Regions from separate parts of the Homo sapiens genome. Here region 2 is linked to region 1. A link is a loop called in an ENCODE intact Hi-C map of the cell type or tissue named here. Cell type or tissue: endothelial cell of umbilical vein. All regions are shown on one strand. Links, peaks and the distances in the headings refer to the core of each region. The heading gives the core; the rest is flanking DNA. Region 1 overlaps INTS6 (integrator complex subunit 6). Region 2 has its middle 24 kb from the start of SERPINE3.

Region 1 (10,638 bases), core at 3,388-8,387:
AAAATTAAGTATGTACCATTCCCAGTGTATGCACATTTTTAAATTTAGAAATTATATATGTGACTACTGCATTAATATTATTATGTTAAAAACATATATTAAAATAGAACTTTAAAAAGATGAGAGGAAAAAATTTATACAAAGGAAATTCTGATCTTTGCTTCTTGAATAACATGGATCATGATTTATACTAGGGGTCAGCAAACATTTTCTTTGAAGGGCCAGATAGTGAACATTTTAGGTTTTTCAGCCTGTATAGTGTGTACTGGAACTATTCCACTGTTGGAGGGCAAAAGCAGCCATAGACAGTATGTTAAATGAGTGAGAGTGGCCGTGTTCAATAAAATTTTATTTACAAAAAATAGGCTCTGGGCTGGATTTGGTTGGTGGGCTATAGTTTGCTGATCGCTGGTGTATACCCTGTTTTGTAGACTACTGTTCTAGACCTTGGAGTTGTATTGTACTACTTCTGTTAGATCCTTTTCACATTAGTTTTAGAGAGTGGACTTTATGGAATTGATTTTTCCTTTATGAAGTGGGTAGAACACCACTAGTAGAGAGTATTCAGTTAAAGTGAACAGATGCTTATTGAACAGTAGTGAAGTTCAGATGCAGGGTTAGGTACTGGCTCATGAGTTTGATATGAGAGGTACAGTTATGGCATAGTGTAAGATGTAAAATTATTAAAGCACAAGCTAATAAGATGGTACAGTTGAGAAAGTGAGGCCGGAGCTGGCTCTAGGAAATGTCTTGAGTTGGATTTTGAAAGGTTAATTCAAGTTTGTGAAGTAGATGTATGCAAAGACATAAAGGTCACTGAAGAGAGTTTGGGAGAACTGTATGTACCTCAGTATTGATAGCTGGCAAAGTGTTCAAGAAAAACAGCAGCAGGAAATGAGACTAGATAGATTGGCATGGCACGTCCTATATTCTCTGCCAAGGAGTTTCGACTTTGTCTTACAGATTGATGAAAACCTTATAGATTGAACCTTACAGATGGGAACCTTATGGATTGAAGAGATTTTAGTAGAGGAGAAAGTTATTAGATTTGCATTTTAGAAAGAAGTAGCGTGGACTATACAAAGAGCAGGTTTTTTTGGCACCTCATCTGTTTTCACTTCCTCATAAAAGAGGACATGATTGTAGGTTGAACTATACCAGACATAAAATTAAGAAACTTGGAGTGCTATTTAGCAATAAAAAGGAATGAATTGTGACATGCTACAACATGGATGAACTTGAAAAACATTACCCTAGATGCAAAGGACCTCATATAGCATTATTCCATTTATATGGAATGTCCATAAAGTTGATTAGTGCTTGCCTGGAAGTGTTTGGGAGACTGACTGCAAATGGGCACAGGGATCTTTTTAAGATGTTGGAAATGTTCTAAAACTGCATGGTGGTGATGGTTGTACAACTCTGTAAATTTACTAAAACTCGTTGAACACATAAAATGGATGAATTTCTCAATAAAGTTGTTAAAAAATTAGAAAGACTTTACCTTTGCAATTTGTTGGGGTAAAACTTTGTTGAAGAAAGTATTTCAGTATTGCAGGTTGTCAAGTGATTGCTCTTTCCTCTGAACAAATATTGACCTTAAACTACTAGAAGCTAAAAAAAAGTTTTGATTTTTTAATCAAAAATTCCTTTTGGATGTACATTGGATATTCCTAAGGATACACATTTTTAACTGTGGAGTGTAACAATAGGAACTAACAATAAATAATTGGGTTGGCATTAAGTTTTATGGGATTCACTTTGACTTTAATAATTTTTTTTGAGACAGGATCTTGCTTTGTTGCCTAGAATTTCTTAATTTTCCTTTCCTTAATAAATATGATATGAGGAGAACCTTCTTCATTGCTTATATTGGATAATAGTATTAAAGTTAGAAATAGCCTAAGGGAAATTTACTTGATTTTTTTTTTTCAAGGAAATATACTAAAGAAAAAGCTGATATAGGATGCTTTTAAATTTATAAATTGTTTCCTCATAATCTTAACAGTTATAGGAAATGAATAAAGAGAATGCAAAACAATTGGAAAATGGTTAATTTCATTCAATAAATATGTATTTAGGGCTTACCATGTGCCTAGGCACTGTTCTTAGAAACAGATTGTGAAGGACTGTTACTGTATTACTTTCTTTTATTCCTGGCTACTAAAATAATGTATGAGGTTGAGCTTAATTATTTTAAAAAATGTGTAAACTTAAGTGTTTAACTTTTATTGTTTACAAGGTAATTTCACATCTCCTGTAATTCTCAATTCTGTGACGGTGAGGAAAATGTCTTAGTAAGGCTGATTTCTACCTAAGAGGCAGAGCTAGGACTTGACTGTTTGTTTTATTTTTTCAGGTCCATTGCTCTTTACACTCTAGTGTGGGATTAAAAGAAAAAAACAAGCAACAGTATTGTACTGCATAAGGACAGTCATATAGGTCAGTGAGATAGAATTGAGAGTCTAGCAGCAAAACACATACATTTATAGTCAGTCGATTTTTGACAAGAGTTAAGACAGTTTAATGAGAAAAGAATAATTTTCTGGCCGGGTGCAGTAGCTCACGCCTGTAATCCTAGCACTTTGGGAGGCCAAGGCAGGTGGATTGCCTGAGCTCAGGAGTTCGAGACCAGCCTGGCCAACCCGGTGAAACCCCATCTCTATTAAAAAATACAAAAAATTAGCCGGGTGTGGTGGCATGCGCTTGTAATCCCAGCTACTCGGGAGGCTGAGACAGGAGAATGGCTTGAACCTGGGCGGTGGAGGTTGCAGGGAGCTGAGATCGCGCCATTGCACTCCAGCCTGGGTGACAGAGCAAGACTCCGTCTCAAAAAAAAAAAAAAAAAAAAGAATTTTCTTAGCAAATGGTTTTGGGCCAACTGAATATGCATGCACATGCAAGAGAATGAAATTGAACCTCTACCTTATATGCAAAAGTTAGATCAAAATGGATCAAAGACCCAAATATAAGAGCTAAAACTTAGAAGAAAACATAGGCTTAATCTTCCTGACCTAGGATTAGGCAAGTTTTAGTTAGACATGACACCAGAAGCACAAAGAACAACTAGACAAATTGGACTTCAGAATTAAAAACTTTTGTTTCAAAGGATACTGTCAAGAAAGTGAAAAGATAGTAACAGAATGAGAGAAAATATTTGCAAATCATTTATCTGTGAAGGGCATGATATCCAGAATATATAAAGAACTGTAACAACATAAAAATAAAAAGACAATCTAATTTAAAAATGGTCAAAGGATTTGATTAGACATTTCTCCAGAGAAGATACATAAATGGCTAGTAAGTACATGAAAAGATGCTCACCATCATTAGTCATGAGGGAAATGCAGATTATAACCATAATGAGATAGCAGTTTACACCTACTATGACATATAATAAAAAAGATGGACAGTTACAAATGTTGGTGAGAATGTAGAGAAACTGTAACCTTCATACTTTGCTAGTGAGGATGTAAAATGATGCAGCTGCTTTGGGAAATAGTTTGGTGGTTCTTCAAAAAGTTAAACATAGAGTTACCTTATGCTAACTCCAATAATTCTATTCTGGGGTATATACCTAAAGAAATGAAAACATGTCTACACAAAAACCTGTAAGTGAACATCATATTAATGTCATTCATAATAGCCAAAAGGTGGAAACAACACAAATGTCTATTACCTGATGAATGGATAAACAAAATATGATACATCCATACAATGGAATATTATTCAGCCTTAAAAAGGAATACAATTCTCTCACATAGTGCAACATGGATGAACCTTGAAAACTAAGTGAAAGCCAGACACAAAAGGCTACTTGATGCAAATTTCCATTTATATGAAGTGTCTAGAATAGGCAAATCCATAGAAACAGAAATAAGTGGTTGCCAGAGGCTTGGGATAAGGGTAGGATGCTAATGTATATAGAAGGGTTTCATTTTCAGGTGATCAAAATGTTCTGAAAGTAGACAGTGGTGATGATTGTACAACTCTGACTTCCTGGTTCAGCCACTTTAAATAGATGAATGAAACAAATAGAAGAACTTGTATCTTTACTCTCATACACCCACACTATTTTCCTCTCTGGTGCCTATCTTCTCTATTTCCTTTTGCAACAAATTTAGAGATCATTTCTGTTATCTCCTTGACTTCTCTACCTCCTTTTAAATCTATTACAGTCTGACTTTTGATTCTACCTTTGTTAATAAGATCACTAATAATGTCCTTATCTTCCAAATCCAAATTTGCTTTTTAGTTTTTCTTTCATGATGTTTTGCCAGCACTATTGAACACTGTTTTTTAAAGCTTCTCTTGACTTCTGTGTTTACACTTTCCTGGCTCTGCTTTGGCTTTTTGTTTTGTTTTAATTTCCATCCTTGACCTTAGTGTATTTGCCTGTCCCTGAGTGTTACTGGTTTAGTTTTAGATTTTCTTACACGTTTACTGACATACTCTTGGACAATTTCATTCCCGTGGCTTTATCCGTGTTCATCTGCACAGAAGTGTGTGTATTTGGCCTAAAAGGCTTGGTGACTCAACTTACTCTCAAATAGTTTGTCAAATATTAATAATTATATATTACTCTACTACTCCATTTTCATGCTGCTGGTAAAGACATACCCGAGACTGGGCAATTAATAAAAGAAAGAGGTTTAATGGACTTAAAGTTCTACATGGCTGGGGAGGCCTCACAATCCTGGTGGAAGGCAAGGAGGAGCAAGTCATGTCTTACATGGGTGGCAGCAGGCAAAGAGAGAGAGCTTGTGCAGGGAAACTTCCTGTTTTTAAAACCATCAGATCTTGTGAGACTTATTCCCTATCATGAGAACAGCATGGCAGAGACCCATCCCCATGATTTAATTACCTCCCATGGGGGTTTCTCCCACAAAATGTGGGAATTGTGGGAGTTACAATTCAAGATGAAATTTGGATGGGGACACAGCCAAACCATATCAATCACCATTATTATTATTGTTATTATATAAAAGAGAAAGAAGTAAATGTGACAAAATGTAAACTGTCTATGAATCTAGATGAATGGGACCCTGGAGCTCATAGTACAATCACTGCAACTTTTCTGTGAGATTGAAATTTTTCAAATAGAGAGATTTTTAAAGAATTTTTTTTTTAAGTGAACGGTTCTGTGCCATTTAGTACATCCTTTCCTTTAAAAAAAAAAACTCTCATACTTGTCAGGGTATTAAGTTGCTATAACAGAATGCAGTAGTTCTTTAATTGTGAGTTTCTTATATATTCTAGGATAGGCAGATCTGTTTAGTATACCTTTTTCCACTGCATCATTTCAGTTTGGATATTCTTGACTTTCGAATTGTTCTTGGAAATAATTAGAAAGAAGTAGGGATTGGGATTGTTGGACGGTGAAATCATAGGGAGAGAAAGGAAGTTGAGGAATTCAATCTTGAGTCTTAGAACTGTGTGTGTGTGTGTGTGTGTGTGTGTGTGTGTGTGTATAGAAGAACTACATACATACATATATAGAAGGAAGAAACGGAAATGAATCTATAAAGGCCTGATAGTACTTACATATTTTCTTGTTATTGTCTGTTATGTTATGAATAGGACCTGCGGCTGTATTATATTTGAGAAATAGGATTTAAGAAATACCCACTCAGTTTCACCAAAAATGTTAAAATTTTATTTGCTTTAAAAAAAGCTTTTATTAAGCTTCTTTTCCATCTACATTATCCAAGCAAATCTGAATAATTGGGACTAGAGTTGGACTAGATGTTGGAGGGACCAACTTTCTATTTATTAAATCACGGAAAGATTTAGCATTAGTTTGATTAGAATGGGTGCTTTCCTGCCCTTAACACACATACAGTGCCTCTTTGAATGCATATTTTCTGCAACAAAGAAAAACAAATTAACAAACAACTAGTTGAACCTTCAAGGATTCTGAAAAGCTTCTGGCAAGGTATATTTTTTAGGATATTGGTTCAGCTTCTCTATTGGGACAAAAATAGCTGGTTTAAAAATACAGAAGGCTTTTCCTTTCACATCAAAGATAGAACTGGTAGTAGTCAGGGAAGTGGAGTGGTTCTGCTCTAAGCTATTGTCTAGGGTTCCAGGTTTCTTCTACTTTGTTCCTCTATCTTTGCTTTTATCTGAATGGTTGATGCTGGTTTCACAGCACATCATACAACTGGATTTCAGCCTGTGGGAAGGAGTAAAGGCACACAGCTTCCTAATATAAGCATGACCTAAAACATAAATGACGTTGCAATGAGACTCCATCAACTAGAATTTGGCCACACTTAGCTGTAAGGCAGAGTGGAAACTAATCCCTGCTTGGGTGGCTGTGAGTCCAGTTAAAATTTGGGGGGTTTAATTAGTAGAAGGAAGGAGAGACTAGATGTGGACGGGCAGTTATCAGAAATTAAAGGGGTGATAAAGTAAGCTTGAAAGCTTCTTTGCTTTCTAGTGTGACAGCTTGTTCTGAGCTTATCTTGTACATTTTTGCTTCAGACCTGAAATCAGGTCAGGTTCCATGTATTAGGACGTGGTATATGGAAACCATAGCATGGGTTTTAGAAAAGGGTGCATTGCCATTGAGTTAATCATCATTTTCAGGCTTTTTCAGTACAGAGCTAGGAAATATTTTTTTCTGAAAGAGAAAATAGGTCATGAATCCATACTACTATTTGCATTTCACTTTTAAGGTAGATATTTAAAATGTTAAAGAATGTGTTTCTGTCATAAAAACCAAAGTTTGATTCCTGGTTCTGCAACTTATTAGAGGTATAATTTTTTTGCTCATTTTGAGTTTCAGTTTTCTCATCTTTACAATGGGGATAATAACTACATCTCATGGTTGTCATATGATTAAATGAGATAAGTGCTCAGAAATTTTTACTGATTTTATTATTCTCTATCACAATACAAAAAGGAGAGACCCCTAATTCTTCTTACAGGGGTTAGAGAAGACTTAGAGACACTTGTGCCATCAGGGAAGATTGAATTTTAAATGGGATATGGAGGTTTAGTGAGAAGAAATACCCAGGTAAGGGACCCAGCAGAGGCTGTGATCTGCATTTGTCAAGGCTGGTGCATAGGATTCTATTTTGACCCTTTAAAAAAAAAACTTTTTTCTTATAGTATTTATCATAGTGTGTAATTAAGTAGTAGTTTGTGTGCTTATTTGCTTACTGTCTGACTGCCTTTCTGTCCCACAGTGACAAGGAAGGACTATCCTGTCTTTCTTTTTGATTACCATTATACCTTCAGTACCTGCCACATAATAGTCACACAGTTGCTGTTCAGACCCTGAATAAAATTTTGAAGCATTTATAAATATCACGAAATTTCGCATTTGATTATATACATAAATAATTCTGCACTTATTTCAGTGTTACCTACTGAGGGTTGCCTACTAGTTGATCTAGTTTCTTCCAAGTCAATAACTTTAATTACTCTGGAGAATTTTGCACACTTGATAGCATTAGTTCTTTATCAATTTTTATTGAAAGTAAATGAATGAATTTGCTGGTGTTCCAGTCTGTTTGGATCAGATTCTGAGCCACAATGTGGATATACTGGTATGTTGTGAAATGTGTGCCAAGTAATTTATTGTTAACAAGAGTTTAAAGTACTTCAGGTATCCCTTATAATGAAACCACTCTGGTTTTTCCATTTTATTATGTTGCCTTAAGAGGGAGAGAGCTGCACATACAGGTTATTCTCCCAAGAATTACCTGTAGTACTCCCATGGGAGAGAGAGAGCTCACGTGTGCGCTTGTGAGCCTCAGCACCTCTGTGCTGCATCTTTTGTGTCCGCATGGAAAGATTCAGAATGAGAATTCTCACCTGGATCTTTAGGGAAGTATTCTGAGAAAGGAGGCAGCATGGTACAATATAAGACACTAGATCCTAAGTCAAATGGCATTTGCATTCTAGAACCTTTTCTTGTTTGGCTACTAAATACATGACACTCACATTTTGCATATGCTTATTTTTGTTGTTGTTATTGTCCCCTTTGTTGAGGTATAATTTATATATAATGAAACAGCAATTTCAAGTGTAAAACTTCATGAATTCTGACAAATGTTAAGTAATGTATTTAATACTACAACAATAGTATAAAATATATGTTACTCCAAAGAAATTTTCTCATTTCCCTTTGTAGTTCCTATCACCCTCCCTTGACAACTGACCTGCTTTCTGTCACTATTGTTTTGTCTTCTCTAGAATTTGGAATTATACAGTGGACACAAAAAATTATACACTGTATATAATATGTGGCTGGCTTCTTTAGCATAATGCTCTTGAGATTCATTCTTGCTGCATATGTCAGTAGATTGTTTCTTTTTATTGCTGAGCCATATTCCATTGTATGGCTATACTACAGTTTGCTTATCCATTCACCAGAGGGAACATTTGGGTTTTTTGACCATTATGAATAAGCTACTGTGAACATTGGTATACAAGTCTTTTTGTAGACCTATGTTTTATTTCTTTTGGGTGTATACCTACGAGCATAATTGGTGGGTCATATGATAAGTATATATCTAGCTTTATAAGAAACTGCAAAATTGTTTACCAAAGTGTTTGTACTATTTTGTATTCCAACCAGGAATGTATGAGAGTCCTAGTTACTCTACGTCTTTCCAACACTTGAATTTTTTCAGTTTTTAAAGTTTTATTATCTCTTTTTGGTTTTAGTTTGCATTTCCCAAGTAACTAAATATATTGAAAATCTTTTCATGTGTTTCTTTTCTTTTCTTTTTTTTTTTTGAGATGGAGTCTCACTCTGCCACCCAGACTGGAGTGCAACGGCACGATCTCAGCTCACTGCAACCTCTGCCTCCTAGGTTCAAATGATTCTCCTGCCTCAGCCTCCCGGGTAGCTGGGGTTACAGGTGCCCGCCACCATGCCCAGCTAATTTGTGTATTTTTAGTAGAGACGGGTTTCACCATGTTGGCCAGGCTGGTCTCGAACTCCTGACCTCAGGTCATCCACCCTCCTCAGTTTCCCAAAGTGCTGTGATTACAGGCGTGAGCCACTGCACCTGGCCCATGTGCTTGCTTGCTTATTTATTTATTTATTTATTTATTTATTTATTTATTTATTTTTGAGACAAAGTCTCACTCTGTCACCCGGGCTGGAGTGCAGTGGCGCGATCTCGGCTCACTACAACCTCTGCCTCCCGGGTTCAAGCAATTCTCGTGCCTCAGCCTCCCGAGTAGCTAGGATTACGGGCACCCGCCACCACACCCAGCTAATTTTTTTTATTTTTAGTAGAGACGGGGTTTCACTATGTTGGCCAATCTGGTCTCAAACTCCTGACCTCAGGTGATCCACCTGCCTCTGCCTCCCAAAGTGCTGGGATAACAGGTGTGAGTCATGGTGCCCAGCTCCATGTGCTTATTTTCTATCTGTATCTCTTTGGTCAAGTGAGCATCCTGACCTCTTGGCTGTTTTTTATTGGATAGTCTGTCTTCTTGCTAATGAGTTATAAGAATTTTTTACATATTCTGGATAGGATACAAGTTCTTTATTAGATATATGTTTTTCAAATACTTTCTCCCAGTCTTTAGCTGCCTTTTTATATTTTAGAGTGTCTTTTGAAGAGTAAAGTTTTATATTTATTTTTTCTTTTTAGTTTGTGTTTTCTGTGTCTTATTTAAGAGATCTTTTCCTAGTCTGAGATACTAAGGATTTTCTCCTGTATTTTCTCCAAGGAGCTTTATAGTTTGTGCCCTTACTTTGAGAGAAATAATTCATTTAGAATTTCTGTGTATGATGGGAGGAAAGTGTTGAGGTTTATTTTTGACATATGGATAATTAATTGTATCAGCATTTTTATTGGAGAGATTATCATTTCCTCATTGCTGAAGCATCTTTATTGAGTCAATTAGCCATGTTTTTGTGTGGCTGTTTCTGGACTTTCTATTCTGTTTTGTTGATAACCTGTGTCTTCGGCAATACAACATGGTGTCAACTACTGTGGTTTTATAACGAGTTTTGAAATCATTTAGTTAAGTCTCCAACTTTGTTTTTATCCAAATTGCTTTGTTTATTCTAGGTCCTTTGAGTTTACATGTAAATTTAGAATCAGGTTTATTAGTTTTTATAAGAAAGCTTACTGCAATTTTTATTGGAATTACATTGAATCTATAAATCAGTTTGAGGGAAAAATGACACTTTTTACCTTATTGGCTATTCTGATCCATGAGCATGGCATATTTTTCAGATTTAAGTGTTTGATTTTTTCAGCAATATTTGTAGTTTTCAGATGGGAGTTTATACATATGTTGGGTATTTTATATATTTTGATGTTATTATTGATTGGTCTTTTTACTTTCAACTTCTGATGATTTGTTGTTAGTACATAAACAGTTGATTTTTTTGCATCTTTACCTGGTATCCTGTGACCTTTCTAAATTTTCTTGTTACCTAGTAGCTTTTCTAGATTCCTTGAAGCTTTTTACGTACAAAATCATCTTGTCTGAATATAGACAGGTACACTTCTTCCTTTCCAAATCTGTCTGCCTTTTATTTCTTTTTCTTGCTTCAATGTACTGGTGGAAGTAGTGAGAATGGACATTGTTGTCTTGTCTTGAAATCTAGAAGCTTAACATTAATTTGTTAACATTAACATTTAATTTTAAGGAACACCA
Region 2 (10,638 bases), core at 3,306-8,305, 99 kb after region 1:
TCACTGGGCTGACCCTAATCCCCTATGGTTGGTGTCCTCATAAGAAGGGGAAACTCAGGGACAGCACATGGGGGAAGGCCATGAGAAGATGAAGGCAGAGGTGGGGCAATGTCTCTACCAGCCAAGGAACACCAAGGATTGCTGCAAAGCAGCTGCAGTTAGGAGAGAGGCAAGGAACAGACCCTCCTTTACAGCCCTCAGGAGGATGAACCCCATCCACACCTTGATCTTGGACTTTTGGCCTCCAGAACTGTGAGACAGTAGCTTTCTGTTGTTCTAAGTCACCCAGTGTGTGGTACTATGCTATGGCAGCCCTAGGAAATGAATTCAAGGATTTATCACCCTGTTTGGAGATGTCCAGCCCTGTTGGCAGAGCCAGGGAGCTGCTTTGGGATGTGTGTAAACAAGGAGGCATTCCTCACAGGCCTCTCTCCTCCAGTCTGGAGATTCATGCCGGCAGTGAGCGTGTTACTGTAAAAAGTGTGGCCCATGCACCTGTCTCCTCCGGCCATTGTTCCAGGCACACCTGGCTTACTCCATGCCATCCAGACTCTGCTGCAGATCTACTGTCTTATCTCTGGAATTGGGTGTTGAGTCCTTCCACGCTGCCCTGCACTGGCCATTGATTGACTCCAGTGCCGCTATGGGCTGGCTCTATCTATACCCATGCCCTGTCCCTGTGCCTGAAACCCCAGCATGGCCTAAGCCTTGATTTCCTTCTTGCTCGGGCTTGGACAGGCCCTAAAAATGCCTGGGTCCCTCCCTCTGGTACCAAAGATAGGGGCTAGATCTGGTTTCTGGATATGGGACATCCTCACATCTACTGTGTTGGTCGTTGTCGGCCGTCCTCTGGCGGGAAGCCCACTTCAACTGGTTTCATAGGTGTGAACATCACAACACTTCTCTTTATGAAATAAACATCTCTAGTGACTGGTACTACAAGATGCATTCTCTGGCTTGCTTCTTCCAGCTAAAACTCCTCATGAAATCTACATGGATGGATGACATGCAGGAAGAAACATAAGCCATTTCTTCTCAGAGTTCACCATATCACTAAGAATGATCAGAATGATTGTGAAGCACCGGAAAACTCCTAAACATGAGAAAAAGAAGATAATTTAGAGTTTGTTTATCAGAGCATCCAGGTAGGAAGTAGAAAACACAGTTTGCCATTCAAATGTTTATTTTATAGATTTGAATGGAGGAAATGTAGGCCCTGAATTTTTCACTTCTTACCTGTTATTGCTGTTAGGTCTTAACAACTGTCTCCCCCTACCCTCCTCAACAGAAGTAACTGAAGCAAGGCACCTATGAACTCTGCCTTCCTGGCTCAGAAGCCAGTGCTGACCAGGTCAGTAAATACAGGAAGAATCTATCTCCCACCGTGGGTAAGAAATGGAGTCAGTCTTGCTATTGTTATCCTGAGAGCGTTGCTGGCCTGAGCCCTTGTTTGCTGAATGCCAGGGGCCTCGCCTGTAGGCAGTGGGGTGGAGAGGTTAAAGATGTGAACTTCAGAGTCACACCTGGGCTGGGTTGCTGATCTCTCTAGCTATGAGATCTTGGGTTGCTTCCTAAGTTCTCCAAGCCTCTGATTCCTCTGTAAAACAGGGGTAATAAAGACTTACCCCTTAAGGTTGCTGTGACGCTCAGGGGAGATGACTCCTAGAAAGCACTTGGCATAGAATAAATTCTCCACTAAGCAGTAACTACAACTGTCTTTAATGCCTCCCCTCTTCCTGTTACACGCTCCTTGTTCCTAGGGTTTCTGATGCTTCCATCTCAGGTACAGGCCCCATTCTGAGACCAGTGACTATCCCTGGATTCTGGCTGTGCTTGGTCTAAGTGATGACAGTTTACCTAGCTGTGATAGTTAATTTTGTGTGTCAACTTGCCTGGGGTATGAGATGTCCAGATACCTGGTTCAACATTCTTTCTGGGTGTGTCTGTGAGGGCATCTCCAGGAGGGATTAGCACTGGAACTGTTGAACTGTATAAAGCAGATGGCCCTCCCCAACGTGGGCGTGTATCATCCAATGCATTGTTAGCCTGAATCATAAAAAGATGGAGGAAGGTTGAAGTTGCTCTTTATCTGACTGCTTGGGCTAGGACATTGATCTCCAGCCCACGGTGCTCCTGTTTCTCAGGTCTTCAGATTTTGACCAAAATCTATACCATCAGCTCTCCCACTCTCAGACCTTCATTCAAATGACACCGCTGGCTTTCCTGGGTCTCCAGCTTGCAGACAGCAGATCTTGTGACTTAGCCTCCATAATTGTGTGAGCCAGTAGCTTATAATAAATCTCTTAATCTCACTCTCTCAATAGGTATGTGTGTGTGTGTGTGTGTGTGTACAGATAGATAGATAGATAGATAGATAGATAGATAGATAGATAGATAGATAGATGATAGATAGATAGATAATCTCCTATTGGTTCTGTTTGGAGGACACCAACTAGTACACTAGCCCTTGTCAAGGAGCTAGACTATGACTCCCGAAATCTCTTGGGTCTGCTTGGGACCCTACCTCAATCCAGATGGACCACAGAAAACTACAATGTATCCCCACCTGAATTCAGGTCTTACCCTTGCCCAGATAGACCCCTAAGGTGCCGTTATAGACAAAACACCAATTTGCAAAGTGAGGTAGGAACCTCAATAAACCCTTCTGAGCATGTGTGTCAAAATGATCCCCGGCCTCATGGGCTCATTTTAGCCTCTTCAGTGAATGGCCTGATGAGTCAGGATTATACAAACCCCAAGTCCTACTCAGTACTGGTCTCTTATTTCTTGTTTACCTGCCTGCCTCCACCAGACTGGGAGCAGCTTGTAACCAGGTCTTTCTTGTGTTTCTAACACAGAGCTAGGTTTCCAGCACATACTAAGTCCTCAGTAAATACTGGGCAAACACTAGAACAAGGTCCTGTGACCATCTCCCACTCACTGCTGTTGCCTACTTGGCCTGCACTTGTTGATTTTCTTTTTTTTTTTTTTAAATGAAGCACTTACTAGGTGCCAAGCACTTAGTTGAAAACTTTTTTTTTTTTTTTCTTAGAGACAGGGTGTTGATCGGTCACCCAGGCTGGAATGCAGTAGTGCAATCATAGCTCACTGTAACCTTGAACTCTTGGGTTCAAGGGATTCTTCCCCTTGGGCCTCCTGAGTAGCTGAGACTACAGGGACTCACAACCATGCCATGCTATATTTAAAAATTATTTTGTAGATATGGAGCCTTGCTATGTTGCCCAGGCTGATCTTGAACTCCTGGCCTCAAGTGATGCTCCTCCTCAGCTTCCCAAAGCACTGGGATTACAGGTGTGAGCCACCATTTCTGCCCTGGGTACTTCTTATGTATGGTGTTTTGTTTCATTCTCACAATAACCCTGTGAGGAAGGTTCTCTTATCCTCACTGGGCCAAGGAAGGCCCCTGAGACTCAGAGGTTGAAGAATTTGCTTAGATCACACTGCTAATGAGAGACAGAATCAGGCATCAGTTCTGACCTTTGCTTAGTTACTCAGTTCCTTTATTTTTGTTTAACTTTTGAAGATCTTAAACCACATCAATCCCAACTATACAGTCACCATGTTGAGGACAGGAGCCAAGTATAATATTTCCTTGAAATTCCCACAGTGCCAGGGGTAACTGATGAATAATCATTGATTGATTCCCATAAAAGGCCTTGATATCAGACAGCTGACCAGTCTTATGACAAGCTTTTCTCTTTGAGAAACTTCAGATCCACGAGTTGGCTCCAGGGATGAAAGCAAGTATTATGTTTGAGGATAGGATTGGGCATCAAGTCTGTAACCCTGGAACCTCAAGTTCATGGTTAAGGTTCTTAATACTTTTTAACCTTTGGTACCATGTAGACACAGAGACAGGCAGTCAGCATGGATTACGGGCGCCTCAATTAACCCCTACCTCTTAATATTTGGTCACTGTACGGAAGTGGGCTGCCAGGTACCGGAGATTAACCAGTCTGGATTATCTGCCTGGGCCAATTAGCTGGCCCAAGGTAGAACAGCGGAGTGTTCCTCAGCCCAGTGGAGCCAAGTGTAAGAAGTTGGAGCCATGGAATGTTGTGTGCAAGTAGAGGTCTTGAGAGGATTCTGTTCCATGTTGTATGAGCGTCTTACTTAGTTGGCTTGGGCTGCCATAACAAAATACCATAGATGGGGTGGTTTAAACAACAGAAATTTATTTTCTCACAGTTCTGGAGGCTAGAAGTCCAAGATCAAGCTGGGTTGATCAGCAGGGTTGGTTTCTTCTGAGGCCCCTCTCCCTGGCTTTTAGATGACTGCCTTCTCAATGGGTCCTCACATGGTCTTTCCCCTGTACCTGTCTCTTGTCCTAATCTCCTCTTCTTATAAGGATACTGGTCATGCTGGATTAGGGCCCAGCCTAATGACCTCGTTTTCACTTCATCACCTCTTTAAAGGCTCTGTCTCCAAATACAGTCATACTTTGAGGTGCTGAGGGTGACATATGAATTTCAGAGGGACACAATTCAGTCAACAACAGTGAGATTCATTGATATACCAAAAAGGGCTTGTAATGGATATACCACTCCAGCAATCACTATGGCATCTGGTATTGTAAGAGGGGCTTGTCTTCCATCATGGCGAGGTGGGCTTTAAGAAAGGGGCCTGTCTATACGATTTGACTTGGGAGCCAGCATGACACACTCAAGGTGCTGAAAGAGGCCAGTGTGGTGGGAATAGGGGAGCCGAACGCTGGACAGACTGACAGTACAGCAGGGAGTAACTACAGTAGTAGCCAAAGTAATTATTGATATATACACATACCACTGTATATAGTAGGTATATTAGTATGTATAGAGGTTATAGTGTATATATATGTGTGTGTGTGTATAGTACATATAGTGGCTATAGTAGAATAGCCCCTGGGTCCCTGGCTACTTTCTCCTCTGATCACAACCCTTCATTAAGCCCTGGACATGGTTTTGCACCACTTCTAACTGTACAGTGTTGTAGCCACCTTGGAGCTTTTCATCCACCCAGCTCACCTCATTTTGCAGTAATGACAGCCCCCAGGAAAAGCACAGATTGGATTAGCGCACCGTACTGTTATTTCAGCACCCTGGGGATTCACAGCTGTGATTCACAGCTGTGAAAAGCAAAAGCTGGTTCAGCCCCACTCACTTTCTTCAAATCAGCAATGACCTAAGCAAATAACCCCCAGTGCCCGGGATATTTAGCTGGAGTCAGTGCTTTGAAAACTGAAAGGCCACGAACAAGAATGAAAATTTTACGGTTCCCAACAGCTGAAGCTGAGAGCCAGAATTTATGGATTTGTCCATGTGGCCTTCTAGAGCTCAAATTTCTCACAGAAATTGCCAAATTGTTTAAATGCAAATGCTATAGCTGTTCCAGTCTCCCTAGAGAATTTTATTTTATCATGAGACTAAAGTTTGTGGATCCTGTCCTCATCTAACATTTTCAAGTCAAACTTCAACACAATGGAATGCATTTTGAGCTCCTGAGAGGGGTAAGGCGCAACGTGGAATTCCTTAAGGAGTTCAGGAGTAGCAAAGGGGAAGTCACATGCTCCCAGCAGCCCATGAAAGGCACTCACAGAGGAAGCCCAAAGGAAGTATAAGCATATGGAAGGGAGAGATTAATTCTGATGTCTCTGTATGTCTGTGTGTGTGTGTGTGTGTGTGTGTGTGTGTGTGTGTGTGTGTAGGGGGTTGAGGGAAGCAGGGTATTCAATGAAGCATCTCTTCCTTCTGGGGAGAATGTGGGAACTAGATTTCAGACTTTCTTTGCTTTGTGTTGCTTTTTGGAATGAGACATTTTGGAGGGTGGGGGAGGAGAGTACGCCCCAAGGAAACTCTTTGCGTTTGTGCTTGAGAGAAATGATCATGCAGGTGAGGAGAACGAGACCTCAAGAGGCAAAGCTGACTAAAGATGTTAAAACAAAAAGGAGCTGGGGAGGAGGTAAGGTAGTGATTACCTGTGGGTGGGTTGGTTTGAGAGGGCTTCTCAGAGAATCAGGACCCACTCTACAGTTAACACAGAGCAGGGCCCGGGTGAGGTGGCATCAAACAAATGGGTGGAAACACTGGCTGAAACACGTCATTTAAAATAACACATGGACTTGGTGAAAGTGAATAGTACTGTTTTTTTTTTTTCAGATATTGATTTTATTTTACTAGATGGGCAGTTCAGCAATATTTTTTGTGTGTTATTAAGCATTTTTGCTCATTTTCTCGCATACTGAAGATTTTTTTTCTTCCAACTTTTTTTTTTTTTTTTTTGAGACGGAGTCTCGCTCTGTCGCCCAGGCTGGAGTGCAGTGGCGTGATCTCGGCTCACTGCAAGCTCTGCCTCCTGGGTTCACGCCATTCTCCTGCCTCAGCCTCCCAAGTAGCTGGGACTACAGGCGCCCACTACCACACCTGGCTAATTTTTTGTATTTTTAGTAGAGACGGGGTTTCATCGTCTTAACCAGGATGGTCTCGATCTCCTGACCTCGTGATCCACCCACCTCGTCCTCCCAAAGTGCTGGGATTACAGGCGTGAGCCACCACGCCCGGCCTCTTCCAACTTTTATTTTAGGTTCAAGGGGTACATATGCAGGCTTGTTACATGGGCAAATTGCGAATCACTGGGGTTTGGTGTACAAATGATTTTGTCACCCAGGTAGTGAGCATAGCACCCGATGAAGAGTTTTTCCGTCCTCACCCTCCTCCCAGCTCCACCCTCAAGGAAGTCCCGGTGTCTGTTGTTCCACTCCTTGTGTCCACGTGTATTCACATATTGAAGATTTTTTAATAGCTTTGGAGGTTATTGTTTTTATAATATTTTATTTCCAATTTACTTTCAGCCAATTGTATCTCTTTTACTTGCTGGTCATTGTTTTCATAAATTCTTAAAATTTTCTAATCACTTACTCAGGTTTTTGTATCATCTGCAAAATGCTTGATTTCATATAAAACCAATTTTGTCTAAAAATTATTTGAAATTGTTAATTCATTTTTGACTAATGGGATAACAACTGTCCCAGTTTGCCTGGGACTGAGGGGATTTCCCAGGACATGGAGCTTTCAGTGCTCAAACTGGAGAATTCTGAGCAAATTGAGATTGTGGCCACCCTAGGTGGCATTGCCAGCTTGGCAGAGATGGCCACTGTCCTCCACACATCATGACACATTCTTGCCCAGCCACTCTTGCATCTTAAGTTTGGCTGTGTGGCTGGTTCCTGTCAATGGCTGTAATGTGAGCAGCAAAGCAGAAGCAGGCTCTTCTCTCCCTTCTCCTTCTATACAACATGGACGTTGACACCCAAGGCAATCTTGCAAATGTCAGGTATTGAAGATGGCAGAGCCTCTGTGGATCTGGGTTTCTGAGTGACTGCATGTGGCCCAGGACCTCACCATCTGCCCCACCAACACCACCATGGGGCTTCACAAAATCAAGAAACAAGCTTCTGCCGGGTGAAAGCAGTGAGATGTCAGCAGATGTTCTAGCAGTTGGTGCTATCATTATTACTATATCTACCCAACATTTTAAGCCATATTTTTACTCTTTTGATTTTATATTCTTTTTATAATTAAAAAGGCTAGGGAGTTCCAAATAAATGTTGTTGCAAACATTGCTTTAAACATTCCATGATATTCTACAGCCACAATTTGATCCAACTTTTGCTGTCAGATTTGACGCTACAGTGGAAAGACAGACTCCACCACATAGATTCAGGCTCAGTGTGGACTTTGGCAGAGAATTCTCAGAACTAGAGTGGTGGACAGTCAATAAGGAAAGAATGCCTGGCAGATTTCTCATCTGAGAGGGGCTAGGGTGAAGGAAGGATATAAGATCACTAAAGGTAATAGTTTTCCTTCCATGCAACCTACAAAATAACGTATTTATTAGCCCTTCCCCTAAGCTCAGGAAAACTGTATGTAAACTGCCTCTTGACTTCAAATCTAGAATTTCTCTAGAAAGCTAAGTCAGGCTGACAGCTCTGTAAATACCCAGGGCATCCACAGTCACTTTGTCAACCAGAATTTCACCTGTATTTTTAAAATCCTAAGGATAAGAATACTCCCATTGGCCAGGCACAGTGGCTCATGCCTGTAATCCCAGTACTTTAGGAGGCTGAGGTGGGCAGATCACTTGAGGTCAGGAGTTCCAGACGAGCTTGGCCAATATGGTGAAACCCCCTCTCTACTAAAATTACAAAAATTAGCCAGGCGTGGTGGTGCACTCCTGTAGTCCCAGCTACTTGGGTAGGCTGAGGCACGAGAATTGCTTGAACCCAGGAGGCGGAGGTTGCAGTGAGCCAAGATTGCACCACTTGCACTCCAGCCTGGGTGACAGAGCAAGAGTCTATCTCAAAAAAAAAAAAAAAAAAAAAAAAAAAAGCTCTCATTTATGAATTGAATGAGACAATGTATTTTCAAATGCCCAGCAATACCTGACAGAGTAGATGCTCCATAAATATTATTATTTTCTGTCTTTCTTTGCAAAAAATGATAGCATTAATTTTTTTCCCTTTTACTCACATAATTCAGCAGTTCTAAGGTGGTGTATCAGTTTGACTCCTTGGAGACGCATATGCTAAGATGAAGTTAGACGTGCAAGAGATTCACTGGGGGAAGTATCTGGGATGAACAAAGGAAAGAAGGGGCAGGAGGTGGCGCAGAGAGCCATCAGACTATAATACTGGCCTGACACCTGGGAGAGGAGAAAGGGAAGGAGAAAAGATTGGGTAGGGAGAGCTTGAGAGTTTGCAGCTGTGAGAAAGTCTTGGGTAACAATGGGGAGCTCCAGAGCAAAGACTGCTTGTTAGAGGATCCTGCATTGGGCAGGAATGTTCTGGCTCTAAAATCCCACTGTGCCCAGTCATTGTCTGGGAGCAGCCCAGGGAGAGCATGGCCTTGTGTGAGCTGCTTTGTATCCCGAAGGGGCAGCAGCTGACAGCCAGCTATACTGCCTGCAACAAGTTCTCTCTGCAAGGGAGAGTTGAACCATGCGTTCCTGTAGTTGCCAGGAATATAAGGGAAACTTTTTTTCTCCAAATGCACAGAAGAACAACACTAACCTCTACTATTATTTTTTATTTTTTTGAGACAGAGTACCACTCTGTCGCCCAGGCTGGAGTGCAGTGGTGCAATCTCAGCTCACTGCAACCTCCACCTCCCTGGTTCAAGCAATTCTCCTGTCTCAGCCTCCCGAGTAGCTGGGATTACAGGCACATGCCACCATGCCCGGCTAATTTTTGTATTTTTAGTAGAGATGGGGTTTCACCATATTGATCGGGCTGGTCTCAAACTCCCGACCTCAGGTGATCCACCCACCTCAGCCTCCCAAAGTGCTGGGATTACAGGCATGAGCCACTGCACCTGGCCGACTTCTACTATTATTGTCTGTTGAGGTTTTCATACAGATTTCAGCTTATAGCTAAAAACCAAACTTTCAATAAGTGAACAAAAAAAGCCCCGCTAGGACAGATTGGGTTTTGTGACATAGCCAGCAGGTGGAAAAGCCTCCCATGTAATGAAAACCAAAGCAGCACGGCAGCTGTGCAGCCTTGAGAATTCAGGAGCTGTGTGGCATATGCTGGGTTAATTTCAAGCCCTCCAAATGAGATTGCAAAGTGTGTCACTCAGCAGAGGTTCCATCACTGAGTGAATAAAGTCTTATAATTAATTCTCCACTTTTAAGATGTAAAATGAGAAGTTCACTGAGGCCTTGAGCATGTTGGGAGAATGACAGCACTTGAGGATTAGCAAGCAGACTGAGGCTTAGGAAGATTTTTGGGGAAAACCTATTTTTGTTTTCCATGCCCTGAAGAGACAATGGTTTAAAGGGGAGTTAATGGGGGATTTAGAGAAAGGGCTTTGTTTCCAGAGTTTTCATTGGCTCAGGTTACTGGGCTGATCTGGATGTCAGTGTCTTTAGTATAAAAAACCCTGTATAATATAAAAATCACCCTGCTCTGTTAGTTCTAATCTTTATGTGGGAGACTGACAAGTTCACATTTTAAATTGATAGTGAATACATGGTATGGGTCCAAGTTTTGTGGGGCCTGAAGTTTAAATAATTTGGGGTGTACTTTATAGAAAAAAGAATAGAAAATATTAAAACAAATTAGATAGGAAAATAAATACTTAGAATAAGAAAAGAAATCACAACAAATTACAGATTGGAAATATCTAACAAGTAGCATAATATACAAAATCCAGAAAAACATGATATTTTAATAAGCTAAGTACCTGACAAACTTCCCTAATACTTTTAGCTTCAATTTTTTGACTGCATACTTGTTATCCATTTTAAATTTTAATTTTATTTTCTTTCTTTTCTTTTTTCTTTTTTTGAGATGGAGTCTTGCTCTGTCCCCCAGGCTGGAGTGTGATGGCATAATCTCAACTCACTGCAACCTCCACCTCCTGGGTTCAAGCGATTCTCCTGCCTCAGCCTCCCTGAGTAGCTGGGACTACAGGTGTGCACCACCACGCCTGGCTAATTTTTTTTGTATTTTTGGTAGAGATGGGTTTTCGCTATTGGTCTCAAACTCCTGACCTCCAGTGATCCACCCTCCTCAACCTCCCAAAGTGCTGGGATTACAGGTGTGAGCCACCGGACCCAGCGTTATCCATTTTTTTTATAACG

What was found. Hi-C counts contacts between places; a loop is a spot of excess contacts. Peaks named below come from ENCODE experiments on the same cell type or tissue, not always from the same donor. Only the 100,000 strongest peaks of a DNase experiment are listed, where the experiment ranks them.
Region 2: a loop joins it to region 1, with 2.2 times the contacts of the local background. A loop is called at or near these places in 1 of 110 quality-filtered maps.

The regions. Positions count from the first base shown.
Region 1 is chr13:51,409,666-51,420,303 of GRCh38, reverse strand. The region is part of intron 4 of INTS6 (integrator complex subunit 6); the gene reads left to right. Among named protein-coding and RNA genes, the nearest start is that of INTS6, 38 kb to the left of the region's middle. In endothelial cell of umbilical vein, for the core only: no CTCF peak of the experiment used is centred there; a DNase peak (open chromatin) is centred at 5,373; H3K27ac peaks cover 300 bases.
Region 2 is chr13:51,310,384-51,321,021 of GRCh38, reverse strand. No RefSeq gene overlaps it. Among named protein-coding and RNA genes, the nearest start is that of SERPINE3, 24 kb to the left of the region's middle. In endothelial cell of umbilical vein, for the core only: no CTCF peak of the experiment used is centred there; a DNase peak (open chromatin) is centred at 5,561; H3K27ac peaks cover 677 bases.